Regions from separate parts of the Homo sapiens genome. Here all the other regions are linked to region 3. The links are chromatin loops, found by intact Hi-C in ENCODE. Cell type or tissue: heart right ventricle. All regions are shown on one strand. Links, peaks and the distances in the headings refer to the core of each region. The heading gives the core; the rest is flanking DNA. Region 1 has its middle 49 kb from the start of SPPL2A. Region 2 has its middle 30 kb from the start of SPPL2A. Region 3 holds the start of LOC124903490 (a long non-coding RNA gene).

The links. Hi-C counts contacts between places; a loop is a spot of excess contacts. Peaks named below come from ENCODE experiments on the same cell type or tissue, not always from the same donor. Only the 100,000 strongest peaks of a DNase experiment are listed, where the experiment ranks them.
Region 1: a loop joins it to region 3, with 2.4 times the contacts of the local background. A loop is called at or near these places in 8 of 110 quality-filtered maps.
Region 2: it touches region 3 in a loop (2.0-fold over the local background); 8 of 110 quality-filtered maps call a loop at or near these places.

What each region holds. Positions count from the first base shown.
Region 1 is chr15:50,810,020-50,819,371 of GRCh38, forward strand. No RefSeq gene overlaps it. Among named protein-coding and RNA genes, the nearest start is that of SPPL2A, 49 kb to the left of the region's middle. RefSeq lists a silencer at 1,653-1,947 and an enhancer at 1,955-2,474. In heart right ventricle, for the core only: no CTCF peak of the experiment used is centred there; no DNase peak of the experiment used is centred there.
Region 2 is chr15:50,790,130-50,800,966 of GRCh38, forward strand. It overlaps the pseudogene RPL32P30. Among named protein-coding and RNA genes, the nearest start is that of SPPL2A, 30 kb to the left of the region's middle. In heart right ventricle, for the core only: no CTCF peak of the experiment used is centred there; no DNase peak of the experiment used is centred there.
Region 3 is chr15:50,859,977-50,870,813 of GRCh38, forward strand. It overlaps LOC124903490 (a long non-coding RNA gene), which reads right to left and starts at 4,146. Exons shown (of 2, transcript XR_007064630.1): 1 at 879-4,146. In heart right ventricle, for the core only: no CTCF peak of the experiment used is centred there; no DNase peak of the experiment used is centred there.

The DNA.
Region 1 (9,352 bases), core at 1,353-9,352, 50 kb before region 3:
CTTTTAACCACTGGGCCACTAGGTGATCTAATAAAGACCTGATTTCCTGCAAAGGAAAAAAAAATTAAGATATTTCATTCCAGTCAGCATTTACCAGTACCATTTTTTTCTGAGGGAGCTGTTAGATAGCAAAACATTGTTCTGGCAACTAATAAGAAGACTATCTTGAGACTAATGCATGACCTATCTTAAACTATGACTATATTTCTGATGTTACTATTGCATAACTAGACTTTCTACAGCCTTTTCGAATTATACTGCTGGATAATGGATTTTAAATTGCATGTTTAAGTAGAATAAGAACTCTATAGTTAGTGGGTTATACTTAAGTGACCACAGAATAGATAAGGTACCCAATTAAAGAGTACATTTCTTCCAAACCCATAATTTGTGTTAGGATATTTAATTACCATCCTCTATGTGCAGGCATGAATTTTGATCCAGTAGCAATGAAGTCTGGCCCAGAAGTTTGCAGACTCAGAATTATTTATCAGCAAGTATCACTTAACTCGCATTCAACAACAACTGTTTACATTCACAGACAATTTTGGGTTGTCTGAATTTAGAAGAGGTTGGCTAATCCTTGATTAACTTGAGGTAATGGATAGAATTCTAAGATAAAAATGTCAGTTTGCTAGCATCTTAATAGGCTTAGTCTGATCACCCTATAAACTGAACCAGGAGTTTTTAAACTTTTTGGTTTCAGAACCCCTATACACACAGAGGACCTTAAAGAGCTTTTCCTTATGTGGGCTGTAACTATCATTATTTACCATATTAGAAATTTAAATGGATACAGCCATAAAAAAGAACGAGATCATGTCTTTTGCAGGAACATGGATGGAACTGGAGGCTATTATCCTTAGCAAACTAACGCAGGAACAGACAACCAACTACCGCATGTTCTCACTTACAAGTGGGAGCTAAATGATAAGAATTTATGAATACAAAGAAGGAAACAACACAGTGGGGTCTTCTTGAGAAGGGTGGATGGGAAGAGGGAGAAGAGCAGACAAGATAACTATTGGGTACTGGGCTTGATCCTGGGTGAGGAAATAATATGTACAACAAACCCCATGACATGTGTTTACCTGTGTAACAAAACCTCACATGTACCACCAACCTAAAGTGGAAGTTTTTTAAAAAAGTATAATAGTGTTAGCAGTGGAAGTTATTTGACTCACACAGCACCAAAATATGTTACCAGTGGCGAATCTCTATGGGTCTGCAGCAACTTTAATTCCTACCACCTCAGAAAAAGAATTCGACTGAGGGGCATAAGACAGAAGAGACTGAAGCAAGTTTTAGAGCAGGAGTGAAAAAGTTTATTATAAAGCTTTAGAGGCCGGATGCAGTGGCTCACACCTGTAATCCCAGCACTTTGGGAGGCCAAGGCGAGCAGATCACCTGAGGTCAGGAGTTTGAGACTAGCCTGGGCAACATGGTGAAACCCTGTCTCTACTAAAAATACAAAATTAGCCAGGTGTGGTAGACGGTGCCTGTAATCCCAGCTACTCAGGAGGCTAAGGCAGGAGAATCACTTGAACCCGGGGGGTCAAGTTTGCAGTGAGCTGAGAGTGTGCCATTGCTCTCCAGCCTAGGCAACAAGAGTCAGGGAAAAAAAAAAAAAAAAAAAGCTTTAGAGCAGGAATGAAAAGAAAGTAAAGTACACTTGGAAGAGGGCCAAGCGGGCAACTTGAAAGACAAGTGCGCAGTTTGACCTTTTGACTTGGGGCTTTATATGTTGGCATACTTCTGGGGTCTTGCGTCCTTTTGAGAGGTGACAGTGTGCTGGCAGCCCTCACAGCCCTCGCTCGCTCTCGGCGCCTCCTCTGCCTGGGCTCCCACTTTGGCGGCACTTGAGGAGCCCGCCGCTGCACTGTGGGAGCCCCTTCCTGGGCTGGCCGAGGCCGGAGCTGGCTCCCTCAGCTTGCGGGGAGGTGTGGAGGGAGAGGCGCGGGTGGGAACCAGGGCTGCACGCGGTGTTTGCGGGCCAGCACGAGTTCCGGGTGGGTGTGGGCTCAGCAGGCCCTGCACTCGGAGCGACCGGCCGGCCCTGCAGTCCCTGGGCAATGAGGGGCTTAGCACCCGGGCCAGCGGCTGCAGAGGGTGTGCTGGGTCCCCCAGCAGTGCTGGCCCACCAGCGCTGCACTCGATTTCTCGCTGGGCCTTAGCTGCCTCCCCGCGGGGCCAGGCTCAGGACCTGCAGCCTGCCATGCCTGAGCCTCCCCCACCCTCCGTGGGCTCCTGTGCCGCCCGAGCCTCCCTGACGAGTGCCGCCCCCTGCTCCACGGCACCCAGTCCCATCAACCACCCAAGGGCTGAGGAGTGCAGGTGCACGGCGTGGGACTGTCAGGTAGCTCCACCTGTGGCCCCGATGCGGGATCCAGTGGGTGAAGCCAGCTGGGCTCCTGACTGGTGGGGACTTGGAGAACCTTTATGCCTAGCTAAGGGATTGTAAATACACGAATCGGCACTCTGTATCTAGCTCAAGGTTTGTAAACACACCAATCAGCACCCTGTGTCTAGCTCAGGGTTTCTGAATGCACCAATCCACACTCTGTATCTAGCTACTTTGGTGGGGACTTGGAGAACCTTTGTTTCAACACTCTGTATCTAGCTAATCTAGTGGGGAAGTGGAGAACCTTTGTGTCTAGCTCAGGGATTGTAAACGCACCAATCAGCACCCTGTCAAAACAGACCACTCGGCTTTCTGTAAAATGGACCAATCAGCAGGATGTGGGTGGGCCAGGTAAGAGAATAAAATCAGGCTGCCCGAGACAGCAGTGGCAACCCGCTGGGGTCCCGTTAGACACTGTGGAAGCTTTGTTCTTTCGCTCTTTGCAGTAAACCTTGCTGCTGCTCACTGTTTGGGTCCACACTGCTTTTATGAGCTGTAACACTCACCGCCAAGGTCCACAGCTTCACTCCTGAGCCAGCGAGACCACGAACCCACTGGGAGGAAGAAACAAACTCCGGATACGCCGCTTTTAAGAACTGTTAACACTCACAGCAAGGGTCCGTGGCTTCATTCTTGAAGTCAGTGAGACCAAGAACCCACCAATTCCAGACACACTTTCTCCCCTTCTTCCCTTGGGGTTGGCTGTCTGCATGCGCAGTGGCCTGCTAGCACTTGGGAGGTGAGCATGTGCAGCGTGTTTACTGGAATTGTACGCACGCTCACTTGAGCTGTTCTTCCCTTAGGAGCCACATGTCCCTAGGAGGTCATATACCAGTTAAACTCTGCCATTTCGCTTATTAGTGCGCATGTCTGAGCCCACTCCACCAACTCTTGAGAAGCTACTGATCACCAGTTTCAGGTTTTTCCTATCTGGAGGGAGACTGCCTTTCCCTGGCGCGGGCTGCAACCAATGATTTTAGATAGACAGTTAACCGCCTGACCATTACCTGATGGTTGCCTGACATTCCTGGTTGGGGGTATGGTGCGGGGAGCCCTCTCCTGCCCTGTTCATGTCTGTCTACTTACCTGAGGTAACAACAGTAGGAGCAGTAATAGCAAATTACATTGTTCATTTCTTTTCTTTTGGAATCTTTTAACTCAATCATGTTGAAAGAGCCTCAAATCAGCCTTGTGTTGATGAGGTACTTTTGCTGTAGTACCTTATCAACACGATAATGTGAGCCAGCAAATTTTAAGTCAATATTCTTTTTATACCCATCTAAGCAATGCTTGGCTACATAAACCACATTTTCCCTATGCTATTGTATTAAAGAATCCAGAAAATTGTATAAGGCAGTGCTCTAAATATGTTACCCAGCCTGCTCTTTGGAACTTCTAAATCCTATAAAGAGAGAAAAGTTAAAAAATTTAAATCCAGAAATTTAAAAACTATGTATTAATTCATTTAAAACAATAATAATATCTCATTACATGTTAATATAAATAACATGTTTTATGAAAAATAACTACATTTCCCCAAACAAAAACATCTCATGAGAAGAGTGGCATTGTTTCACATTTTTGCAAATCTCTTTCATACTTGGCTTAATAAAAGACAGCTGAATTCTCTTAGCTGTATTCGCATTCTGTCTTTTATGATATCACATGTCACATGACCTCAGCAAAACTAATGTTCTTTTGAGAGAATTGAGGTTTAAAAAAAGGGAAATAACATAGGATTATATTATAGTATTATGTTATAATGAAATTAGTTTTACTTTAAAGGCTTCCTGAAAAGGTATTGGAGACTTCTGGGAGTTGAGATGGGGGGCGGTCCCTGGACCACCCATTGAGAACCACTGAACACAAGGAAATGCATTATTCATAGTTCAAAGATACAAATGAAGAGGTAAAATAATATTAGATAAAATACTTTCTACTGGCCAATATTCTTTAAAGGTTTATTTCTTTTTTAAAAGAAATTGTGGTAAAATATATATAGCATAAAAGTTTACTATTTTAACTATTCTAAGTGTATAATTCAGTGATATTAAGTACATTAACATTGTCATATAACAATTACCACCATCCATCTCCAGAAAATTTTCATCTTCCAAAACTGAAACTTCATACTCATTAAATGATAACTCCCCATTCTCCCTACCCCCCAGCCTCTGGCAAATACCATTCTGCTTTTTTATTTTTTTTATTTTCAGAGACAGGGTCCCTCTCTGTTGCTCAGGCTGGGGCTGGAGTGCAGTGGTGGGAATCATAGCTCACTGCAGCCTCAAGATCATGGGCTCAAGGGATCCTCCTGCCTCAGCCTCCTGAGTAGCTGGGACTATAGGTGTGTGCCATCACACCTGGCTATTTTCTTATTTTATTTTTTTAGTGAAGGATCTTGCTATGTTGTCCAGGCTGGTCTCAAACTTCTGGGCTCCAGAGATCCTACCCCCTCCACCTCCCAAAGTGTTGGGATTACAGGTGAAGCCACAGTGCCCAGCTGTACTTTTTGTCTATGAATTTGACTACTTTAGGTACCTCACATGAGTGGAATCATATACTATTTGTCCTTTTATGTCTGGCTTATTTCACTTAACAAAATGTCTTCAAGATTCATCCATATTGTTGCATATGTTAGAATTTCATGTCTTTTTAAAGCTTAATAATATTCCATTGTATGTATATATCACATTATTTATCCATTCATCTGTTAATGGTGACTTGGTTTGCTTCCACCTTTTGGCTATTGTTAATAATGCTGCTATAAACATTGATGTGCAAATATCTGTTTGTGTCCCTGCTTTTAATTCTTTTTTAATTTTTTAGTCAATAACCATTTTGCCAAACTTGCCAACAGTTCTTTTGGGTAAATACTCAGAAGTGGAATTACTAGGTTATATGGTAATTCTATGTTTAATTTTTTTAGTAACCACCATATGGTTTTCCTGTGTCCACATTTTAAACACTTTCTGTTTCTTGTTAAAACTTTAAAAATACATCATTCAGAATACTAAAATTATTTTTATTTTTATTTTTTGGATTTTGTCCAATAACTAACAAATGTCCACTGAGTAGCTCATGGATTTGGTATATAATATAAAAGATTATGAGTTCTCTGGAAGTAGCTTTCTCATAGTCTGGCCTTTAAGGAGCTCTCAAACTAGACTAGAACATGAAAGTAAATTCCTCTAATAAAGGAATAAAGATAAGAGAGTAGTTCTGAAATGGTGACTCTCAGACCATGAGTGATCAAATACACCCTCAGGTGGTCTGGGAGCTGTCAGAAAAATCAACAGTTCACAGCCAAGCACAGTGGGCTCACGCCTGTAATCCCAGCACTTTGAGAGGCCGAGGCTGGTGGATCACTTGAGGTCAGGAGTTTGAGACCAGCCTGGCCAACATGGTGAAACACCATCTCTACTAAAAACACAAAAATTAGCCAGGTGTGGTTGCGCACACCTGTAATCCCAGCTACTTGGGAGGCTGAGACAGGAGAATCGCTCGAACCTGGGAGGCGGAGCTTGCAGTGAGCCGGGATCATGCCATTGCACTCCAGCCAGGGCAAGAGTGAGACTCCGTCTCAAAAACAAACAAACAAAAAAACAAAACAAAAATCAACAGTTCACTATTATGCCAGTGTCTATCCTTTGTCGATGGTACAACTTTGAGAGACAGTCCCAGTAGCATGACCCTGCCCACTTGCGAATTTAGAGAGAAGGACCTATAAAATGCTGCATACTTATGCTTGCCAACACCCATAACTCTAAGGGCCAGAGACGTTTCCAGAAGTTCTTTCTAGAAAGAACAGAGGAACAGGAAAGGACAAGGAAGAGAAAGCTTGCCAGAAGAAAGGAGTGGGCAGTGGTTTTAGGTGTGTTTGTGTTCTCTTTACCCTGAGGCTGTAAGGTTGGTGGTGCTTAGGTAATCTGGGTTGTAACTCTACCCTCCAAGGCTTGGGGGCAGATAGGGCAGGCTCACTTGGCTGCCTGCCTATGCTTCAAGGAGCTCTGCAGCTAGGTAGTAAAGCAGTTCACAGCAGAATTGGTGTCCTTATCTGGTAATACTGGTGGGAGAAGTTGTTTAAACTATTTATGTATTTCTTCCTCTTTTCTTCTCTAACTCCCATTTTCTTCTCTTACTAGCTTTCCTTTTCGCTTCAAATTTTCACTTGCTAATATGCGACTGCATGTTTGAGTGTGATGACTTTTTGGTGCAAATATTCTGCTGTCAAGATACCCAGTTTAAAACAGCTTTGCCATAGAATAACTTTAAGGTGAAAAAAATTAATAAAATTGATTTACATCTGTTTCTTTCAAGGGCGATGCCTATAGGATCTGTATGAATTCCAAGAATTACTTAGATTTCACTGGTAAAAGAACAATCAAATATGAAAATTATGATTTCTGTTTTGGTATTCTTCTGAACTGTTGAGAAAGCAGATCCCAACACTCAATAGATTCCGTACTAGGAAAAGTTTTTAGGATGAAACAATAAAGTTTTCCCTTAACTCTAATGGTTTATATACTCCAATGAAGTTCAGTTTTGAGCCTGAACACAAGGAATGATGTCAAAAACTCCCAAGTCTTAAAAATACTCACACACACACACACACACACACACACACACACACTCCTAAAAGAAACCCTTGCCTGCTTATTGATTGTTTGGGAAGATACACACATGTTACACAGAATAAGAAGGAGATGTCATTTAGATAGTAATAAATGGTACAAATCACATTGTAGGAAAAAAAAGAGAATAGTTTTATATTAGAATAATGGCAAAAAACACAGAATAACTTTTTTTTTTTTTTTTAGACAGGGTCTTGCTCTGTCTCCCAGGCTGGAGTGCAATGGTGCAATCTCAGCTCACTGCAACCTCCGCCTCCCGAGTTCAAGCGGCTCTCCTGCCTCAGCCTCCTGAGTAGCTGGGATTACAGGCATCTGCCACCATGCCCAGCTAATTTTGTATTTTTAGTAGAGATGGGGTTTTGCCATGTTGGCCAGGCTGGTCTTGAACTGTTGACCTCAGGTGATCCACCCGCCTCGGCCTCCAAAGTGCTGGGACTACAGGTGTGAGCCACCACGCCTGGCCAGAACAATTTTTGCAATATATTCCAAGGTATCAATAAAATTAATCACTGACAATGCAGAATGTTACATTTGCTAAGCACTACATAGTTTATTTTCAGAGACCACATGTTTTACTTTTTTCTGTATCTCCATTGATAACAGAGGTTGATTCTAAGTTTCTGATGTCCAATATGGCCTATTTTGGCTATTCAGGGCCAGGTCATAACTATGGCTATTCTGCTAGCTATTGTGTCCACCAGCATGACAGGAGAGGCCACTGTCAAAGAAAACAGTGAAAAGAAGTTCAAACAATTTAGTGTTAGAATCAAGTGTGCCTTAACAAAAGCTGTGTGAGTTGGATCACCGGTAGCAGTGATCTTCCTTCCTTCTTTCCTTTCTTTCTCTCTTGTCCTTAGATCTGTTTTTTTGTGTTGCTTTTTTTGTTTTGATTTTTGCTGTTCCAGATTTGTTCATTAATTCTGTAATAGCATTGTTTTGGTCCTTTGGCCAGTTATTAAATATAATCTCTCAGTGCCACATCCACCCTTTCCTAATGTTGTTTTATGATGCTGGAGCTGGGACTATGCAAACCACATTTCTGCTTTGCCAGTTGCTCTCTGAGGTGTTTCCAATAGGGAATATCAGAGAGAGAGAGTGAAAGGCTGGAGGAGGGAGGATGGACTTCCTTCTTTCCTGTTGGATTCCTCCTCTGTATAGCAGTACCCCAGCCTCATTTTTAACTCTGGCTGAGTAAGTTTGATCCAGTAGCAGCAGAGCAGCTATACAGTCCAGGTTACAGTCACAGTTTGCTTAATACTTGCAGAACTAACCTCATCACACCCCCTCAAATACCTAATATCAGCTGGTCAGCACCACTTCCTTAGAGATTTTGGTCGTAATTCCATGGAGGCCCTTCTCTGAGCAAAAAGACCATAGCACCAGCTAAGCAGCGCGTTCTTTTCAGAGATCTGGTACTCAGTTTTTTTGGGCTTCTCCTCCAAGCTTCTAAGTTTTAATTATTCTAGCCTTTTCCCTTTATTCCTCAAGCCCCAGGGATAGAAGCTCCTTTTTATAATCTGTCTATAATCTGTATATCTATCTATAATCTTAGTGTTTTATTTTTCCCTTGTCAGTTCTTGATTACCTAGTTAGCAGTTCTTGAACTCTTTCTGTTAAAGTAAGTAGTATGGTTTCTGGCTCCTAATTAATATAGTTTTGTTTCCTAGATTCTGCAATCTCTTATTTTACTTATTTTTATTTTTAATTTTTTTTGAGATGGAGTTTTGCTCTTGTTGCCCAGGCTGGAGTGCAATGGTGCGATCTCGGTTCACCGCAACCTCTGCCTCCCAGGTTCAAGTGATTCTCCTGCCTCAGCCTCCCTAGTAGCTGGGATTACAGGCATGCGCCACCACGCCCGGCTAATTTTGTGTTTTCAGTAGAGATGGGGTTTCTCCATGTTGGTCAGGCTGGTCACAAACTCCCGACCTCAGGTGATCTGCCCGCCTCGGCCTCCCAAAGTGCTGGGATTACAGGCATGAGCCACCATGCCCGGCCATGCAATCTCTCTTTTACACCTTTTATTATGTTATTTTATCATTTTGTAATAAGTTATTTTATCACAAACATGATAAAACAAACAGCTCTTACATTTTTCTATTCTCTGTGTTATGTTTAGATAGTATTTGGTGTGCCATCCTCCTTTCCTTACTGCTGCTTTCTTTGCTTAGTTTATTTGCATAGTTGCTGTTTCTTTTATCTTGTTAATGCTTATGTTTTTCATAAAGCTTCATTTTATATTGTTCATGTGTAACATGGGCAACTCTTTTCTAGACATTTTTTTTTCTGATAAAAACATGCATGAGTAAATCTCTCAGCA
Region 2 (10,837 bases), core at 1,655-9,654, 70 kb before region 3:
GCAGTTTATCAATCTGCGTGGTGCCAACTGATACATCAAGTACAAGGTCAGCAAAATATCTCAAGCACTGATCTTAGGAGCAGTTTAGGGAGGGTCAGAATCTTGTAGCCTCCAGCTGCATGACTTCTAAACCATAATTTCTAATCTTGTGGCTAATGTTAGTCCTACAAAGGCAATCTAGTCCCCAGGCAAGGAGGTCTGCTTTGGGAAAGGGATGTTGTTGTCTTTGTTTTAAACATTTTTGTTTTCAACTATAAACTAAGTTTCTCCCAAAGTTAGTTCAGCCTATGCCCAGTAATGAACAAGGACAGCTTGGAGGTTAGAAGATGGAGTTGGTTAAGTTAGATCTTTCAATGTCTCAGTCAGAATTTTGCAAAGGCAGTTTCAATCATCATAGTATTGGCCTTCTAAAAATGCTGCAGTGATTAAATAAATAAATAAAAAGTGCAGCATAATGCTTGGTGCATATTAAACACTCAGTGTTAGCTGAGTGCAGTGCATGCCTGTAATCTTGAGGCGGGTGGATCACTTGAGGTCAGGAGTTCGAGACTAGCCTGGCCAACATAATGAAATCCTGTCTCTACTAAAAATACAAAAATTAGCCAGGCGTGGTGGCAGCCACCTGTAATCCCAGCTACTCAGGAGGCTGAGGCAGGAGAATTGCTTGAACCTGGGAGGCAGATGTTGCAGTGAGCTGAGATCGCGCCACTGTACTCCAGCCTGGGCCACAGAGCAAGACTCTCTCAAAAACAAAACAAAACAAAAACAAAAACAGCCACTCAGTGTTAGCTATCTTTACTGGACTCTGCAGGCACCCTTAGTGTAGGTGGTGACGTTCGTGTGCAAATAGATTTGCCCTTCCAGCATGGAAACTGGGTGTTTCCAGGACATCTGTGGGGTGAGGGCTTTTATTATCATTGTTGCTGCCTGGAGTGTAGGACAGACTACTTAAAGCAGCTGCTTTCCTGTGAATTGCTAATTGACAACTTGTATCTACAAGCAGCAGGTTTGATTTTATTTTCTTACTTTCATAAGCTCAATAATAGAAGTCATTGTTGAGAAACAACTAGGCCTATTTAGCTAGGTAGTAAAGTTACAAGCCAACTAATGAAAGGAAGACATACTTGGAAGAACTGTAGGACAAAAGTAAGATTAAGGAAGGAAAACACTTTAAAGCTTGCTTACACAATGACTTTACAATAGGGCAACTGGCTGGAACCTTTGTAAAACGATGTCGAGTCATCAAAACTTTAAGTTTAGGTGTGGGTAGGCTGGATTTAACACAATAAAATAATATGCGCATGTCAAACATGTACCAAATGCAGTATATCCATATCTCATAAAGATATAAGGCCCTAAAACAATTAACTTATTTATGATGCTCTACGATTCAAACACATTTATCATAATTAAAACAAATTCATTAAAATACGAAATGCCAATGGGAAGACAAAATACCTCTATAACCTCTGAAGTGTACTATCTCAGAACTCATCTGTAGGGCACCGCAGAGGTCACTCTAGGCTGGAGAGGAAGGTCAGGAGGATACCTTGCTCCAGACCCACCCACACCAGGTAGTAAAAGATAGGCGTGGGCCCAGCTGAAAGTAAATGCTCTGGCAATTCAGCACAGCAAAGGGGCCTCAGTAGACTTCAAGGGAAATGGGCATAGTTGAAACAAATGATTGGTCTGCCAACTAGGGCACCAGGGCACAGTAAGATTCCCCAGCAAGAGTGGGAGGCAGGGTATGAAGAGGACAGACAAAACTCAGGACTCCAAATGTACAGAAAGCTGGCTTTAGGATGTTTACCATGGTTCATTAGTATAGAATGTGCTTCTGGAATAGGACTCAGCAAAAGGAAAGCAAAGCAAGGTCTTACTCCTAGGAGCTCCTGGTGTATGAAGCTAAAATCCCCCAAATCAAGACTAAGTTGTGCAAGCAAAAATGGAACTCAGGCTCAGGAAGCAGTGCCCGTTACCAGAACAGGCTACCTCATGAGCATAAAAAGCTGCAACTCCTGGACAGGCACAGTGGCTCATGCCTGTAATCCCAGCACTTTGGGAGGCCGAGGCAGGCAGATCTCTTGACATCAGGAGTTCAAGGCCAGCCTGGCCAACATGGTGAAACCCCGTGTCTATCAAAAAAACAAAAATTAGCTGGGTATGGTGGTGCGTGCCTGTAATCCTAGCTACTGGGGAGCCTGAGGCAGAAGAATCACTTGAACCCTGGAGGCAGAGGGTCGCAGTGAGCCGAGATAGCGCCACTGCACTCCAGCCTGGGCGACAGAGCGAGACTCTGAGACTCCGTCTGAGAAAAAAAAAAAAGCTACAACTCAGCTCTTCCATGAAAGGCACTGACCAAATTTCAGGTTAGATAAAGCAGGGAGGAAGCGTTAGACAACACAGGAGTCAAGTGGTCAACGCTAATGAAAGGACCTGCTCCTTCCTTCCAAACCCTTATACATTGCGGGTGATGACTGGCGTATACCAAGCTGTTTAAGTGCTTTTTATTCCAGCCCTGGATGGATCAAGGAATGGGGGAATATAATGCTCTGAATGTAACTGGGGCTTTTTTGTTTTGTTTTTGTTTTTTTTTTAGCTGGAGCCTGGCTCTTTCACCCAGGCTGGAGTGAAGTAGTGCAATCTCTCAGCTCACTGCAACTTTCGCCTCCGGGGTTCAAGCGATTCTCCTGCCTCAGCCTCCTGAGTAGCTGGGATTACAGGTGTGTGCCACCATGCCCAGCTAATTTTTTGGTATTTTTAGTAAAGACAGGGTTTTACCATGTTGGCCAGGCTGGTCTTGAACACCTGACCTCATGTGATCCATCTGCCTCGGCCTCTCAAAGTGCTGGGACTACAGATATGGGCCACAGTGCCCAGTCAAATGTAATTGTTAATTTCATTTGTTCATACAAAATCTCAATGGTTAAACAATAACTATTTTCTATTCGTGTCATGGTCCAATATATAAATAAACTGGTTGGGGGTGAAGTGGATGGAGGCTTACTCCACACAGTCATTCATGGACCCAAAAGCCAAGTATCTTTTATCTGGTAGCTGCAGTGTCTTCTTGGGCCTTGGAATCCTCCGCTCGTTTTTCTGCATCTGGTTGAAGAAATGAAGAGTGAGGGAGAATCTCAAGTTCAGTGTTTTATGGGATAGGCCCAGAGACAGATACATCATTTTGCTTACTTTCCATTGGTGAGACTTAGTCACAAGGCCCATACTAGTTGCAAGACAACTGGTAAATATTTTGCAAAAGTATGTTAAGGAAGAGAACACAAATTTAGATAGAAGAGATAGCCATTCTTCCATGACAGGAAAAGAAAGGAGAGATAGCAACAGTAGGAATGAAACGGGTGGATAGCACTATGTTAAAATGGTTTCCCTTTTAAAAAGTTAATTTACATTTTATTTTATTTTATTTTATTTTATTTTTGAGACAGAGTCTCGCTCTGTCCCCCAGGCTGGAGTGCAGTGGCACGATCTCAGCTCACTGCAACCTCTGCCTCCTGGGTTCAAGTGATTCTCCTGCCTCAGCCTCCTGAGTAGCTGGGTTTATAGGCACGTGCCACCATGCCCGGCTAATTTTTGTAGTCTTAGTAGAGACGGGGTTTCACCATGTTGGCCAGGTGGTCTCGAACTCCTGACCTCAAGTGATCTGCCTGCTTCAGCCTCCCAAAGTGCTGGGATTACAGGCGTGAGCCACTGTGCCCGGCCTACTTTTTATTTTTAAAATGTATATTTTTTTAAGAGACAGGGTCTCCCTATATTGCCCAGGCTGGTCTCAAACTCCTGGGCTCAAGTGATCCTCCCACCTCAGCTTCCCAATGTGCTGGGATTACAGGCGTGAGCCACCACGCCTGGCCAAAAAGTCAATTTACTTATGGGGAGAAGCAAGCTATAATCATGTAATAATTCATTGATTTATTCACTACTTTATTCAGTCAATAAAAAGTTCATTGAGGACTGACTGTACTGGGCCCATAAAGATGAACCTGTTTAACAAATTATAATATTGTGATTTACAATAAAATATGTACATTTGGTTCTCTGTATCTGTTCTGCATGTCAATGAAGAAAAAGAGGCATAAGACCAGACTGCAAAGCAGTAAGACAAGGCCTTTACTGGGGTCTTAGGAGTTGTAATTCAGGAGACATACATTTGGCTGGAAGCCAAATTGTGCTCCAATAAGAGGGAGGAGAGAGGAGATTTATAAGGAAGTTAAGGGTGATTATGGAAGTTGTTTTGAAAGAATTATCATTGGTGAAGGCAGCTGGCTTAGTACGTGAGTCTATAATTCATTGGTTGTTGCTGATCAGGAGTTGCAGTAGTGGTGAAATTCAGCTGTTTTCCAGGATGTTGTGGTGATTGCAGTTTGGCCCAGTTCAAAGGTAAAGGCAAGTTCCTGGGTTTTCAAAAATCCAGGTTGTAGGTCCTTTGTAGAATGGCCTCCTGACTCCATCTTAGAGCTCTGAGCCAGAGGTACCATATTGTATGCCATATTTCATAGTGGATTGAACTAACCACACATTGAAAATATTTGGGAAAAAAAGGATAGTTACATCTGTATTGAACATGTATAGACATTTTCCTTGTCATTATTCCCTAAACAATACAATATAACAACAATTTACAAATCATTTAATTGTATTAGGTATTATAAGTAATCTGGAGATGATTTAAAGTATACAAGAGGATATGCCTAGGTTATATGCAAATACTATGTCATTTTATAAAAGGGACTTGAGCATCCAGGGATTTTGGTATCTGAGGGAGGGCCTGGAACCAATCCCCCAAAGATAGCAATGAACGACTGTATGTATTTGATCTTCTTCCCTGTTTCTTGGCATACAGCCCTTAAAACCCTTGAATCTCCTGAGTGGTAAGAGTGTCTTTTGTATGCTAATGATATGACTGATGGCTGGGGGCCTCTAGATAGCTTCAGGATTGGGGCTGATCACTGGAAAGACTGAGCCATGATTGGCGCTTCCAAAACTGCCATAGAGGGGAGAGGGTTGAGTTGATCGCCAATGGCCAATGGTGTAATCAATCATGCCTACATAATGAAGCCTCCTATAAAAACCCAAAAGGACTGGGTTCAGAGAACTTCCAGATAGTTGAAAACATGGGGCCGGGCGCGGTGGCTCATGCCTGTAATCCTAGCACTTTGGGAAGCTGAGGCGGGTGGATCACGAGGTCCGGAGTTCAAGTCCAGCCTGGACAATATGGTGAAACCCCATCTCTACTAAAAATACAAAAATTAGCCGGGCATGGTGGTGGGTGCCTGTAATCCTAGCTACTCAGGAGGCTGAGGCAGGGAACTGCTTGAACCTGGGAGGCGGAGGTTGCAGTGAGCTGAGGTGGTGCCACTGCACTCCAGCCTGGGCGACAGAGAAAGACTCTGTCTCAAAAAAAAAAGAAAACAGAGGTTCTTGGAGGGTGCTGCTCCCTGAGGGGGCATGGAAGCTCTGCACCCATCCCATATGCTATGAGCTATGCATTTCTTCCGTCTGGCTGTTCATCTGTATACTTTGTAATAAATGGGTAAATGTAACTAACTTGTTTCTCTGAGTTCTGTGAGCTGTTCTAGCGAATTAATCAAAGCCAATGAGAGATTCATGGGAATCCCTGATTTATAGCTGGTCAGTCAGAAATACAGGTGACAACTTACTGTTCGTCACTGGCATCTGAAGTAGGGGGCATCCTTGTGTGACTTAGCCTTGAATCCGTGCGATCTGACACTATTTCTAGGTAAATAGTGTCAGGATTTAATTGAATTGGAGGACACCTGGCTAGTGTCTACTGCAGAATTACTTGTGGGGTTTTTTCCCCACACAGACCTGGTGTCAGAAGTATTGTGTTAAGTATTGTGAGTGTGGGAAAAACACTTTTGTATTTTTACCTTTTGTTTTGCTTTTTTGTAGAGACAGAGTCTCCCTATGTTGCCCAGGTTGGTCTCAAACTCCTGGCCTCAAGCAATCCTCCTGCGTTGGCCTCCCAAAGTGCTGGGATTACAAGCATGAGCCACAATACCTGGCCTTTTTTCCTCTTTTTTTTTTTTTTTTTGTGAGATGGAGTTTCGCTCTTGTTGCCCAGGCTGGAGTGCAGTGGTGTGATCTCGGCTCACTGCAACCTCCACCTTCTGGTTTCAACCGATTCTCCTGCCTCAGCCTCCCAAGTAGCTAGAATTACAGCGTCTGCTACCACACCTAGCTAATTTTTGCATTTTTAGTAGAGGCAGGCTTTTACCATGTTGGCCAGGCTGGTCTCAAACTCCTGACCTCAGGTGATCCACCTGCCTTGGCCTCCCAAAGTGCTGGGATTACAGGTGTGAGCTACCACATTTTATGTAATTTCACTGAAAGTTTTTCTTATATGACTGTGTGATAAATCAGTTTTAAAATGAAAAGAAAAATCATTTTTAAATTTTCATGTTTATAAATCTCTTAATAGGCTATCTTTTTCATGTAACCAGTTGGAAAAAATACAAGCAGTAACAGGATTATAATTCCTTAATAATATGGCAACGTAGTATATTTTGATGAAACATTCCATATTCCAAGACTATGTGTATAACTTTTAGTGTCAGAAGGGTGAAGAGATTAGGAAGAGGATAGAAGGATTAATAAATGGATTATTTGCCATTAAAATCTTCTCTTACTCATCTTGTGATTAAGTCTTCAGGAGTTTTTAGTGTGGTCTTCATTACAAACTTGTATAAAAGTTTGCTTTTTAATTTTATTTTAACAATTACGAGACAACAAAACAGTTCTTTGCTGCTTACCATTGATCAGTCACTGTGCTTAGAGCTCTATATTCTCATTTAATCCATATAAAAAATCCTTTAGGTGCCATTATATTCCTGTTTTACAGGTAAGGAAAATGAATCTTTGAAAGTTAAGCCACATATGGTCGCTTATGCCTGTAATCACAGCACTTTGGGAGGCCAAGGCAGGTGGATCATGAGGTCAGGAGTTCAAGACCAGCCTGGCCAACATGGCGAAACCCCATCTCTACTAAAAATACAACAATTAGCTGGGCATCGTTGTGGGCCTGTAGTCCCAGGTACTTGGGAGGCTGAGGCAGAAGAATTGCTTGAACCCGGGAGGCAGACTTTGCAGTGAGCCGAGATCATGCCACCCCACTCCAGCCTGGGTGAGAGAGCAAGACTCCGTCTCAGGAAAAAATAATAATAATAATAATCATCTGGCCAAGACATTGAGTTGGGATTTGAACCCAGGCTGATGGATTTCAGAGTTCATAGCTTTTTCCAGGTTTACTTATAGAAAAGATGAGTGCAAACAATAAGATAATTGATAAGACTTTGAATGAAAAGAATTTTTTGGCCGGGTGTGGTGCCTCATGCCTGTAATCCCAGCACTTTAGGAGGCTGAGATGGGTGGATCACCTGAGCTCAGGAGTTCAAGACCAGCAACCAGCCTGGCCGCCACAGAGAAACCCTGTCTCTACTAAAAAATACTTTATTTTTTCCTTTTTTTGAGATGGAGTTTCGCTCTTGTTGCGCAGGCTGGAGTGCAATGGCACGATCTCGGCTCACCACAACCTCCGCCTCCCAGGTTCAAGCGATTCTCCTGCCTCAGCCTCCCAAGTAGCTGGGATTACAGGCATGCACCACCATGCCCGGCTAATTTTCTATTTTTAGTAGAGATGCGGTTTCTCCATGTTGGTCAGGCTGGTCTCAAACTCCTGACCTCAGGTGATCCACCTGCCTTAGCTTCTCAAAGTGCTGGGATTACAGGCGTGAGCCATCATGCCCGGCCAAGAATTTTTTATCCTTTGGCATATATTTCAATCTGGGCCATCAAGCACAATTTTCAAAGAAACCCTCTTTATTTTTCCAATCCTGTCGTGCAAGAAATATTCTTGCTGCATAGCCCTGGGGATGCCTTTTTTAATTCCCTGAACTACTGCAAGGGTAGTTTGGCTGGGCCTATTAACAAGTCATAACATGAAATCAGCTGTGACAGGCCTTTCTGCCTCCTGTCTTCAACTTTCCAAGTGTCAGAAAGGTGGCTTAACCTGTACTTCCAGTTTATACTGCCACCAAGTAGAGAAAAAAAAAAAAATGTACCAAGAATACACTGTGCCAATTGCTTAAAGATGAAACAATTTTATTTTCTTTTTAATAACATAATTATCCCATTAGGCCAAATATTTACAATGTGAAGTTCAATTCAGTAGTGGTGAATAGGATTTTTTTACTTGAAAGATTGAGTTGTATAATTCCAAATGACCCAGCCACACAACTAATGAATTCATGGTGAACATTCAGACTAAACATGATCAAATGTAACCTTTGGTTAGAAATACATATTTCCAATATGATATCCAGCGAGTTTCTGAATATTTGAATTGTTTTGTTCATTTGCAACGAAAATAGATTTATAGTTTGTGTCTGTGTGTGTGTTTTTTTACTCTGGTTATTTCTCATTGAAACCTAAAAATCCACAGGGGCAGGAAAGGATAGATTGACAGGGTACCCAGAAAACAAGGACTGTTTGCAGGTTGACTCTAACCCAGAGGCATTGACAACAGAGTGTGGAGAAAGTTCAAATGCCAGATCTTGATTCCCAACATTGATTATGGGAACAAGAAGAAGACAAAGCACATGCTGCTCGGTGGCTTCTGGGTTTCTGGTCTACAGTGTCAAGGAGCTGTAAGTGCTGCTGCAGTGCAATAAATCTTACTGTGTTGGGATCGCTCACAATGTCTAAGAACTGAAAAGTCATAGAGGAAAGAGAAGCCCGGCTGGCCATGAGTCACCAATCCCAAGGCCAAGTTGCACAGCAAAGAAAATTAATAGACAGCTGTCAAAAGCTGTTAAGACAGCAGGCCTCAAATAGAGTCATTCATGCTGAAGTTCAGCAAACTGAAACCTAAGTTGTATACCTGTAAGATATGATCTTCTGAGAAATCAGAAGACAAATTATAGCCAAATCCCATTAAGCCAACAAGATTTTGCCTATGTCCCTATAAGGAAGATAACCTCGAAATGACAAATCTGCTATTTGTTTCTTGTTTCTGTTTTTCTCCACTTTTTTTTGTCTGTTAAACTCACCCACTCTCTTTAGCTCATCAGAGCTCCTTTCTATTTTGTAGACTGGATGCTGCCTGGTTTATGAATTGCCAATAAAAGCCAATCAGATCTTTGAAACTTGGCCAGGGATGGTGGCGCAAACCTGTAATCCCTGCACTTTGGGAGGCCAAGTTGAGCAGATCACCTGAGGTTAGGAGTTTGAGACCAGCTTGACCAACATGGTGAAACCCCAACTCTACTAAAAATACAAAAATCAGCCAGGCAAGGTAGCAGGTGCCTGTGATCCCAGCTACTCCAGAGGCTGAGGCAGGAGAATGGCTTGAACCTGGGAGGCAGAGGTTGCAGTGAGCAAAGATCACCACTACACTCCAGCCTGGGCGACAGAGTGAGAATCTGTCTCAAAAAACAAAAAATGAAAAACAAAAGCAAAACAAAACAAAAAAGATCTTTGAAACTCAATTTGTTGAAATTTTGTTCTTTCTCACACCTCATGTGTAAGTTTTAGTTGTGTTAAATAAAACCATAAAAACTCTGGGGAAAAAAAAAGATTCAGATTCCCGAAGCTCAGAGTTCCTTGTACAGGTGTTAACTGGCCCTATTTACATTATCTTGTGGGGAGTGGGACTCGGGGAGCTGGCTCAAAAAATTCAGACACTGTAGATACTGCTATTGCTGTGGGTAATAAACTATTTTTATCTTTGATCCAGGAGTCTCATGTCTTCTATCAACATCCATGAAACTATGACAGGCTAACATGTTAACTTGTAAGTAGGGTACAATCTCAGATCCCTTACAGTTCTTGACATAAGCTGTCTCTGGAGGGAGAGACTACTTATTTCACTGAATAATATTACACGCCAGGCAGGATGATGAGTACTGAGAATACAGCTTACTTAGCTTGGTACTACTAGTAGAATTGCACTGTAGTGAAACTACTAAGCTAGTTAAACTCAGAAGGTGGTCAAACTCAGACTAATAAAATCCTAGCTGCAATTGTGATCACAGTTCAACAACAGGATGGAGATCATATGGTTTTTAGTCTTCAGAGAATGAATGCATTCTCTGCAGATGGCAGGGAGCTGAGAAACACAAAGAGGTTCATAGGGACTTATAGAATTCTCTCCCTTTTTTTTTTTTTTAGATGGAGTTTCACTCTTGTTGCCCAGGCTGGAGTGCAGTGGTGTGATCTCAGCTCACCGCAACCTCTGCCTCCCGGGTTCAAGTGATTCTCCTGCCTCAGCCTCCTGAGTAGCTGAGATTACAGGCATGAGCCACCATGCCCGGCAAGTTTTGTATTTTTAGTAGAGACGGGGTTTCTCCATGTTGGTCAGGCTGGTCTCGAACTCTGGACCCCAGGTGATCCGCCCACCTTGGCCTCCCAAAGTGCTGGGATTACAGGCATGAGCCACCCACCGCACCCAGCCAGAAGTCTCTAAAACAGTACTCCTCAGCCTTTAGAATGTCAAGAAAGAAGATGCCTTTTAGATGGACTCACTCTTTCTATAACTTTCCTCTGAATAAACTGTCCTAAAGAGTGACAGTAGGAGTATCACTTTCTGGCCCACAGATCAAAGGGCATGTCTACTGTGCAGACACCTGGCGATGAGCTATTTGTAAGTGGGATTTCTAATTTAGGTTTGCATCTAGGATGGGAGAGAGGCAGGTACTACATTAAATGTGGGCACAACCAGTAAACAGAACTGCACCATGAAGGATTGGAAAGTCATAAATAGAGAAAGTCTAGAGCCCCAAAGCTGTGGGTGAAACAGAAGTGG
Region 3 (10,837 bases), core at 1,410-9,409:
TAAGGTGGGACCACACAGTTCAGCACCTCAGTAGGACTGTCCCCCACTGAGTCTTGCCCTGCTTTCTGCCACCTCCCCTGATGTCTGCCAGAAGAAGAGGCCATGCAAGAACTTAGGAAAAAAAACAGTGGGCACATTCATAATGGCTACCATTTACCAAGTATCTGTTGTGTGCCAGGTGCCTTACATGCATTCACTCACCTAATTCTAACAACTGTATTCCAAGGTGTCATTATTCTCATTTTATAAATGAGAAAACTGAGGCTTAGATTATGTAATATGCAGAAGCCTCACTGCTAATAAAGGGTAGAGTCTGCATCCGGACCCAAGTCTGCCTGAGTTCAAAGCCTATGTTCTTTTCACGACACTACTGCCTATTCATTTATGTCAAAATGAGAGCTTAGAGTTCACTGGAGACCATCAGTATGGGTTTCCAGGTTTCTTAGAATGCTGTGTGCTACCCAAATATTTTATTTTCTTATGTTAAGTGCAACAATTTTTATTAATACATGCAATTATATAAAATCAGAGCATGAACATGACCTGATAAACTTTGTATTTATTTTCATTTCGACTTGGACATCTAATAGGCATCTGAAACTTAACACATACAAAACCAAATTCCTGAAGACCAACTCCCCGCTAAATGTAGCTCATGTGGTCTTCCCCAGCTTAATAAATGGCAACTCCATTATTCTAATTGCCCTGGCAAAAAAACCTTGGTGCCATCTTTAATTCTCTTTCTGTCATAGAACATCAGAAAATCTTGAGGACTCTAACTTTAAAATATATTAGAATATATTTTCTATTGCTGTTACTACCCTGCTCCAAGCTTCATTGTCTGTTGGCCTGGATGATGGCAATAACTTGTTTCCTACCTCTTTGTCTCCTGACAGCCTTCACTCAACATTATGATCCAGAGTAAGCCTTTAAGACAGAAGTCAGCCTTCCCCACTCCCACGGCTTCACATGACTAGCCTAAAAAACAAAGATAGAAGTCAGGTCGTATCATCCTTCTGCTCAATATCACGGATTGGCTTCTCGTATCACTCCAAATAAAATTTCAAGTCCTTAAAAAGCTTATAAGGCTATATATCATCTAACCCCTCCTTCCCTATCTGAATGACTTCTCCTTCTCTCCACTAATCTCACTCTGTCCACACTGGTCTCCTTGTTTTCAGAAACATATTACGACTACTTCTGCCTCAGGACATTGTGTTTGCTGTTCACCCTGCTAGGAGATCTCTTCTAGATACCCACATGGCTTCTCCCTGGCTTCCCTTCTATCTCCGCTCAAATGTCACTTTATCAGTGAGGCCATCCCTTTAATAACTGTGGTAGCTAGTGTCCAAAAATGGCCCCTTAATGAGCCACATCTTCCAATATTCTCAGCCTCATAGAGTCCTCTCTCCTTGAATCTAGTGAGCCCTGTGACTTGTTTTGACCAATAGAATGTAGTGGAGGTGATGCTTGCCTGACTTCCAAGGCTACATCATAAGAAGCCTTGCAGTTTTCACCTGGAGTTTTTGGAATATTTGCTTCAGGAGAAGCCACCGGCATGGGAGAAGCCTGACTACTCAATCCCACCATGTTGTGAGAAAGCCCAAGATAGCCACATAGAAAGGTCATGTGCAGACAGAGTGATGCCTGGCCAGACCCCAGTTGTTCCAGCCTTCCCAGCTGAGGGGCCAGCCATGTGAATGAAAAAGCCGTTTGGAATGTCCGGCCCATTCAATTATTCAGATAACCCTGGCCCGATTTGCCATATGACCGCAACTGTTTAAAGACCCCAGGGAACCTACAAGATCATACATTTTTTTCTTAAAGTTTTTTTTTTTTTTTTTTTAATTTTAGAGACAGGGTCTCACTCTGTCACGCAGGCTGGAGTGCAGTGGCACAGTCATAGCTCACTGTAAACTCAAAGTCCTGGGCTCAAGCAATCTTCCTGCCTCAGCCTTCTGACTAGCTGAGACTATAGGTGCATGCCACCACACCAAGCTAATATTTTTTAACCAATAGGATTTAGGGTGTTTTGTTGTGTGGCAATGGATATCTGAAACAGAAATCAATATGTTACACCCCTTCCCACAAATATAATGACACTCCGTATCCTCCTTAACTTGCTGTATTTTTCTCTTGTTGCATTTACCACCTGGCTTACTGTGTATCTACCTATTTGTTATTGTCTCCCTATCCCCGCTGGAACACAAACTCTGGGAAGGCAGAGACTTTGTCTTATTCATTACTGTATCTGAGCGCCTGGAATAGTGTCTAAGATAGGCCCTCAATACATATTTGTTAAATGAAGGCATATATTTAATTTAACTTGATAAGTTTGCTTTTTGTAGACATAGCAAGTCCATAAAAAGAAAAGACAAATTAATTTAAATTGCCCATGCCGACAGCCTTCCCTCTTATGGACACAATATCTGGAGATGTCTAAAATACTGCGATCTTCGCCTTTCCACTGAAGCATACCTTCCAAGGGGAAAGGAGTAAGATTCTGCTCCTTTAATACATACTGACCTCAGGAGAAAGGGACTAGAAATGTATGGACTGAATGTCTGTGTGCCTTGCAAATTCATATGGTGAAATCCTAAACCCCAATATGATGGTATTAAGAAGTGAGACCTTTGGAGGTGATTAGGTCATGAGGGTGAAGCCTTCAGGAATGGGATTAGTGCCCTTATAAAAGAGACTTCAGAGAATTCTCTAGCCCTCTTTATGCCAAGTAAGGACACAGTGAGAAGATGACCATCTATGAACCAGGAAGCAGGCCCTCACCAGACATCATATCTTCCAGCACTTTGATCTTAGACTTCCTAGCCTCCAGAACTGCAAGAAATAAATGTTTGCTGTTTAAGCCATCCAGTCTATGATATTCTGGTATAGTAGCCTGAACTAAGACAAGAAAAAAAAAACAGGTGTCAGGCAGATTCCAGGAGAACATCCCTTAAACATAACCCAAATGGAGATGACTATCAGAATCATCAAACCCTGTTGAGGAGCTCTTGTCAGTAGATCTGTGCTACACAGTGTCACCTCTCCCTTCGCTCACTTCTGGAAGGACTCAATAATTCCTCCTCATTCCACAAGCACTTCTTGAATGCCTAGTCACTCTCTTATGATAAAATATCCATTCCCTCCTTTCACAAAATTAGTCAGAATAAAGAAAAACCATTGGGTTGAAAAACTTTGAATAGAATGTTTAAAGTGATTTAGAAGTTTGGACACAAGAATTTTGTTTGCGTTAAAATAGTTCAAGATCTCATCTCAACCACTTCGTGGGAAAATTGCTAGCATAGAGATGCTTCAGCTGTTAGCTTTGTTGACCTTTTTGTTTTGGCACTTCTGGAAAATGGAGGAAGGGGCTGAAGCTCATATATTCTTGGAGAAATAAGGCAAACAGCACAGCTCAGGTATGGGCTGGTGATGTGGCATTCTGTGTCAAGTAAGGAACACCCTGCCATCTCCTGGGCCTCAGCTTCAGATTTCTGGACAGTACCTTCTCAGGCAAGAATACATATTTTCCCATGCACAAGCAAGAAGGCTGCCCAATCCATTTAGATTCATATGGAAAGAAAAGAGACACTGCCTCAAATTCAAAAGCAACAAAGCAGGCGGAGATGAAGTACAAGCTCAGAAACTCACAATAATTGCTTTACTAACCAGAATATCTAGTTAGCTTCTCTGCTGGAAATATCTGCAGTTATGTTTTCTCAAAGTGCTCTTCATGATCCAGATTAGCTACAAGTTTTACTTTTTGTAAAGGGCCCAGTTGGGTATTTTTTCCAGAACAAAGGGTGAATGCAATGAATAGTCAAGTTTTTACCTTTCTCTAGACTGAAAAATTCTAGCTTTAAAATAATAGCTTTTCTAGATTATTTCAATACCCTGCCCTCCCCCTTCCTTTAAAAAATAAATCTTATAGATTAAGTTTGGGCATCTGGTTGAAAAAACCCCATTTAAAACATTAGAAAATTGAGAGTTAGAGAGACTTAAGATCAGCTAGTACATGAGCCAAATCTTCAGATACAAAATCCATGTGTTCTCCATAGTGGAACACTGTAAAATTAAACTACCACACACTCACAAAGCTTTGTTTTTTTTTTTTTTGTTTTGTTTTTTGTTTTTTTTTTGAGCAGAGTCCTGCTCTTTTACCCAGGCTAGATAGTGGCACGATCTTGGCTCACTGCAACCTCTGCCTCCTGAGTTCAAGCGATTTTCCTGCCTCAGCTTCCCAAGTAGCTGGGATTACAGGCGCACGCCACCACTCCCAGCTAATTTTTGTATTTTTAGTAGAGACAGGGTTTCTCCATGTTGCCCAGGCTGGTCTTGAACTCCTGACCTCAGGTGATCCACCCGCCTCGGCCTCCCAAAGTGCTGGGATTACAGGCGTGAGCCACTGCGCCTTGCCTCACAAAGCTTCGAAAAACATTCCTTAATAAGGCCTCAAGGATGAACATGTCCTTGTGTATTTTTTTTCCGTGAAAATGAAACTAGTCTCAAATCTCCATGCAACTGTAGCTGGAAAAATAAATATTGATCTAGTTTCCTCCTATAATTCTGAATTTTAGTTCATAGGAGCTTAGAGTTAGAGGCAAACTTTGGACATTATTTAGTCCTAATCCATCACAAATTGTAAGAAAAAACTCAAAATAGCTTTATTTAAAACAAAAGTATCTTTAGGTATAATGCTATTTTCACACATGATTGATAAATTTATTAGGATGAAAATCATATTAGAATAAAATATCTTTGAGGCTACAACTCGTCCTTTTTATGTGAATAGCAAAATTAAAGGCTTAAAATATATGCTAGGATGAAGACGAAAAATGTGATTTTCGGAAGACTGGAAAGTACAATGAAGGTTTGGCTTTCATACAAGGTTTGGATTTGTTTTTTAGATTCTTCCCAGTAATTAGATTTAGGGTTTAGAGTATCTCATGTGACTCTCTTATAAAAACAGACATTTTAACCAAGCACTGACATGCAAAATAAAAACAAAAACCTTTTTCCTTCAGGGACTAGCCCAGCTACAATTGGAAGTTCAGTAATGCGTCTAAACATACATAGTAATTAAATCTAGCTTCCAACAAACTTAAAGTTAAATTTTAATTACTTTTTATGGCTGGGTAATAAATTGTATGTAAATGAGTCATGGATGGAGACCTTAGTATATATAAAATGTCAAAAACCAGTACTGATTGATATACTGAAAAGAAAAGAGGCCTTGAAAATTTGTATTCTAGATCTAACTCAGCCACAATAGCTCCTTAACCAAATCATTCAGCTTTTCTGGGCCTTGGTTTCCTCATTTGTAAAATATGATAGTTACATTTGGTAATTATAATTAATGTTTGTGTGGTGTTTATGTCTCTAAAGCTCTTTCCTGTGTATGATCTGACTTCATTCCTATAATTCTTGGAAGTAAGAAGGACAGATACTTTTAGTATACAGATGAAGAAACAGCCTCATAAAGGCTAAAATATATGATCAAAGGCACACAGTTTGTAAATGGATTCAGACTCAGATGTTCAGACACAATTTTGTGTAGGTAGACACTATACCTACTACCTCTAAAAGTCTGATATAATAGAGTTGTGTTTAGTCGTTACTCAATTATAACTAGACTTTTAAAGTACCTTAAACACTATTCAACAGGTACACCATGTTCTTTTAGCCTGCAGGACTGAATGCTCTTATGGTTTCCCTGCAGGAGGATCCAATTAAGTGCTAAGTTAATAGCCAACTTTATAGCCAAGCTAATAGAAAAGCCACATTACACTGGCTCCGTCTTGTCAAACCAATCACTTTTAAGACTTTGTGCTGATTTATGTCCCTGATATTCACTGTAATCTCTGGGTTACTGTAAAAATGCATTCTTCCATTGCTCAGTTACTAAGATGTGTTAAGAGTCACAACAGTAGCCAGAACACCAATAAGTAAATAATGTAAAGAGTATTCAAGTAGTTTAAGAAATGATGTTAGTTATGTGTCTCCATGCTCTCGCCCCAGATATTTAACCCCAGGCATTTGGTAAATCATAACAAGGCATTATTTTCGCAGTTCTTGATTTCCACTTGAAGTCAAGCCAAATATTATGTTCATTTACATTTGCATGGCATACTTTTGTATCTTTCAAAGTGCCTTCACATTCATTATTTCATTTTATCTATATACAATGCTAACATGTAGTTGAAATTGTTCTCTGCGGTTGCCAAAATAGCTATTTCTTTATTTACATTTTGCTTTTCTGTCTGTTTTTATCCCATCCAGGCATTTAAAATGCTAAAGAATGAACAAAACTGCAGTGTCACAGAACTTCCATGAAGACAATAGAAGGATGAATAGTAAAGTGTGCTAATCCCACCTAAAGTTAGTAGGGCCCAAAACCAAGAGAAGCAATGATAATAAAATAAAGTAACATGTTTCAAAAGTGATAAATCAACCTAAAAAATATAACCTAGGTTCAATTTTCAAATGTGTAATTTCAAAGAATGAGAGAAAATTGGTAGGAATTGGTGAGAATACCTTTGTAGCAGAAATGCCAATAACACTTAAGGATTTAGAAGGAGGTCTAAATAAATTTAATTATTTTTAAAAGATAAAAAGAAATAATTGAACACAACTTTACTAAAGGCCATGAATATTCATAGTAAGAGAAGAAGATGCTGAGTGAGATTTGTTGACGTTTTGTCGATGAAAAGAGTTAAACTCTGTAAAATACTTGAAGAAATTTATTCTGAGCCAAATATAAGTGACCATGGCCTGTGACGCAGCCCTCAGGAGGTCCTGGGAACATGTGCCCAAGGTGGTTGGGGTACAGCTAGGTTTTATATATTTTAGGGAGGCATGAGACATCAATCAAATACATTTAAAAGCTGGGCACGGTGGTTCACGCCTGTAATCCCAGCACTTTGGGAGGCTGAGGTGGGCAGATCACTTGAGGTCAAGAGTTTGAGACCAGCCTGACCAACATGGTAAAACCCCATCTCTACTAAAATACAAAAATTAGCTGGGCATGGTGGTGCGCACCTGAAATCCCAGCTACTTGGGAGGCTGAGGAAGGAGAATCACTTGAATCCAGGAGGTGGAGGTTGCAGTGAGCCAAGATCGTGCCACTGCACTCCAGCCTGGGTGACAGTGTGAGACTTCATCTCAAACAAACAAACAAACAAACAACCCAGATACATTTAAGAAATACATTGGTTTGGTTCAGAAAGGTGGGATAACTCAAAGCGGGGGTTTCCAGGCTATAGGTAAATTTAAACATTTTCTGGTTGACGATTGAGTTTATCTGAAGACCTAGGATCAGTGGAAAGGAATGTTCAGGTTAAGATAAAGGATTGTGGAGACTAAGTTTTATTATGCAGAGGAATCTCTCAGATAGCAGAGTTCAGAGAGAAAGCAGGTTGTAAAATGTTTCTTATTGGACCTAAAAGGGTGCCTGGCTCTTAGCTGATTATCTCCTGGATCTGCAAAGGAAGGAAGGAAAACAAAAGGGAAAGGGGATTCTCTATAGAATGTGGATTTTTTCCACAAGACACTTTGCAGGGCAATTTCAAGGTATGGCAAGGAAATATATTTTGGGATTAAGTATTTTTTCCTTGTCTCATAATATTATGCCAGAGTCAGATTGAAAAGTAAGTCGTGATATACAGGGTCAGATAAAACCCATCTGATGAGAATTTATGGTTTGTAGGGCATGACTCCCTGGACCCCTTAGGTAGGAATTTGGGCAAAATGAAAAACAGAGCTTAGTCCTCCATCCCCCTTCTTGGCCAAAAAGCATTCCACAAAATGCATATGCAGGCCAACAAACAGCAACAGGTCCCACAGTGCTAGGAACGCTCATTCCTAGAGTAGTCTGGTTGGGTGATAATAATTTTAAGTATTTGCAATTTGGATCATGGCGGGAGGAAATGGTCTGACCTGGTGTAATAACCAGTAGTTTAAGGGGTGAGATGGAGTCAGACCTAGGGTTTAGTATAAAAAAATCCCAGATCATATCTATTTTGTGAGCTATCATGATCTGGGTCTTTAATTGTGCCTTGTTCATTTTGCTGTAACTGGCATAACATTTACAAGAGATATATAATGCTAATACAGTGACAAATACCAAGATAAATACCGAGACGAATACCAAAATACCCAAGATAGCAAAGATTAGGCATCCAAGAAGGTTACAGGTAGAGTCGGAGGGCAGTAAACAACCTAACCAGCAAAAAAAACCACTGCATGCATCATCATATTCTTTGATCAGACTCACAATGTGTTTACCCTCCTTATCAAGGGTCATTTGAACCTTATGATAAATCTTATTTGAGGATTGTAGGACTGACACTAAATCAGAATCTAATAAATTTAGTCTCTCTTCCGGCCAATTTATCTCCATGGGTATAACATCCTGAGGAGGGTATAAATCAAATGCAAGGAATGCCTGGCCCTCAATGTCTAAATTGTTATAGGACTTATTAACAGTGGACAAATCTATTTTTCCCACCACCTTTGTATTGCACCATATACTGGTATTTGGGAGAGAAAGGAGGTTTTGTTACAGGAGAAGTCATGTAATTCTACAGTGTCATTTTGTTGTCCCTCCCAACAGAAATGGCCCTTCCTTATATACCAGATGCTATGTTCCATGGGGGTGGATATTAGAGGCCAAGTTTAGGAAAATCAGGGTTCCAAGTGGTTTGAGGCCATAGCCATTCTCCTTTTCTCTTTTCATAATCTGAAAGGGAGATGGAATACCATGTGTTATTATCAGCTAAAATAGCCCACCTATTTCCCAGGGGTAGTACCTTTGAGCCTCATTTAACTTCGGTGCCTGTTCTCTGAGAATACAATGTTTAAGATCACACTTAACGTCCAAAAATCTCCATAAGTTTGGAGGACCACATATTTTCCACAGGTGTTTGGATTGTGCCTCAGTACTGAGGACTGTAGACCATGCTTCATATCCACCTCTGATTCCATTTGTAATAAAATAGACATGAGCCCCTACAGGTAAGAGTAGATGCTTGTTCCCATCTTTGGATTTGGGAGTATGTTTTCATGGTTTGTCTGGTTTCTTCTATCCATTTGATGAGTGCTGCATTATCTTTTAAAGCAGCTTCCCATCCTTTTCCCTCTTCCTGGAATAGCATTCCTTCTATGTGGCCTATTTTTGATAGGGATTTTTTTTTCTAAAGAATGTCTCTCTTCATTAGCCATGAACTCAGCTTGCCCCAGTATGCCTTGCCCAGCTCTGACTCCTCCAGTGAGGTCATGCTTTAGTTTTTTGGGTGGCCAATTTTCGTGTATCCATCAAGAATGCTGTTGCCATTGTATACTGATGCCATTTGTACAATTTGGATAAATGGAGTCAATGCAGAACTGCTGGGTATCCCAAACAATTGTTAGGTTAGTGGAGGTTACACCTAAGTATGCTCTTGTCTGGGTATTCCATAAGGCTTCCCAGTGGCGCCCTGGTTTTAGGGTGGAATTTGTGCTGTCAGGGACTTCTGTCCACCAATTGACTTCCATAAATAGTTATTTAAGGGCAGTGTCAGTGTGGTTGGTACTGGATAGGAGCATCCAGCCACAAGCACAGGGCTGGTAGTTATTTGGGCAGGCCATGCTATGGCAGTTTACACAGGAGACATTGTAACAAGGCAGTTGTCTCAAGTGATCATCCCCAATATCTATTGTTATGCAACGTTCTACCTGGTTAGACCCCCTCAGTGATCATCCTGAGGCATTGTTAGAAAAAGTATTCCTGCAGGGCGTCATATTTGGTTGCAGCCCTATAATAGGGGTACCTAAAAAGTGGGGACCTTGGGGAATGTTTAGAATGGTGCTCTTCCATATAACAGTCTTCATTTCCTCCTGGTCTATATCATACCAAATGATGTGGGCTCTGCCTGCAGGAAGACTGCTGAGGTTTACAGGGGACTGGGAGAAATTTTCAGGTTGGAAAGAGGAGTGTGGGGTAGGTAGACAGAGGAGATTGTGGGAATGAGAATGAACAAGTAAAACATTTTCCTGGCTTTAGCAAGGGAATGTGTAGCCACATCCATTTAGAAAGTTATACCAAAGAAGATTGCATAGATTCCAAACAGCTTCTTGGGGGTCTCAGTTAAAACATTTGTGTTTTAGCAATATTCTATAGCAAGGAAAGTAAAAATGATGGTTATTTTAGGGTTCATGAGGACTAGCCTGGTCCAGCATCTCTGGAAGTATGTTGACTTTGTTGTAGCCCTAGAGATTGGCTGAGCCTCCAGTGTTCTCTTGATTTGCAGGTGGGTGTCAGAGACTGCTGCGGAAGTTCAGGGGCAGTCAGGAATGTGGTCAGGTGCTCATTTTAGGTGTAAAATGTGAATCCAAGAAGCGACTCTCTTTAACGTGCAGAGCAAGAGTTGGTTAAAAGCACCTGCAAAGGTCCTTTCTGGAGGGGTTGTAAGGAATCCTTCAGTTGGTGTCTAGTTAATGCTATTAATTCAGCCATCTGGGCTGATTTGACTCCTTGGAGTTGGGCACTTTCGATTATGTCTGTTATGGAAGTGATGGTGTATCCTGCCTGGTAATATCCCTTAAATAACAACCATCTGTGAACCAAATTAATTCAGCATTCTCAATGGGAGTTTTCCTATAAATCTTCCTTAGAGGAGAGTAAGATATTAGTTAGTAGAGTGCAGTCATGTTCCTCTTCCTTTTGTTGTCCACCTGGAAGGGAGACCAGGGTAGCAGGGTTAAGAGTGTTACAGCACTTCAAAGTGATGTTGAAGGCAGAAAGCAGGAGTACCTCATAAGAGGCAAGGTGGCTAACAGAATATTGTTAAGTGTAGTGACA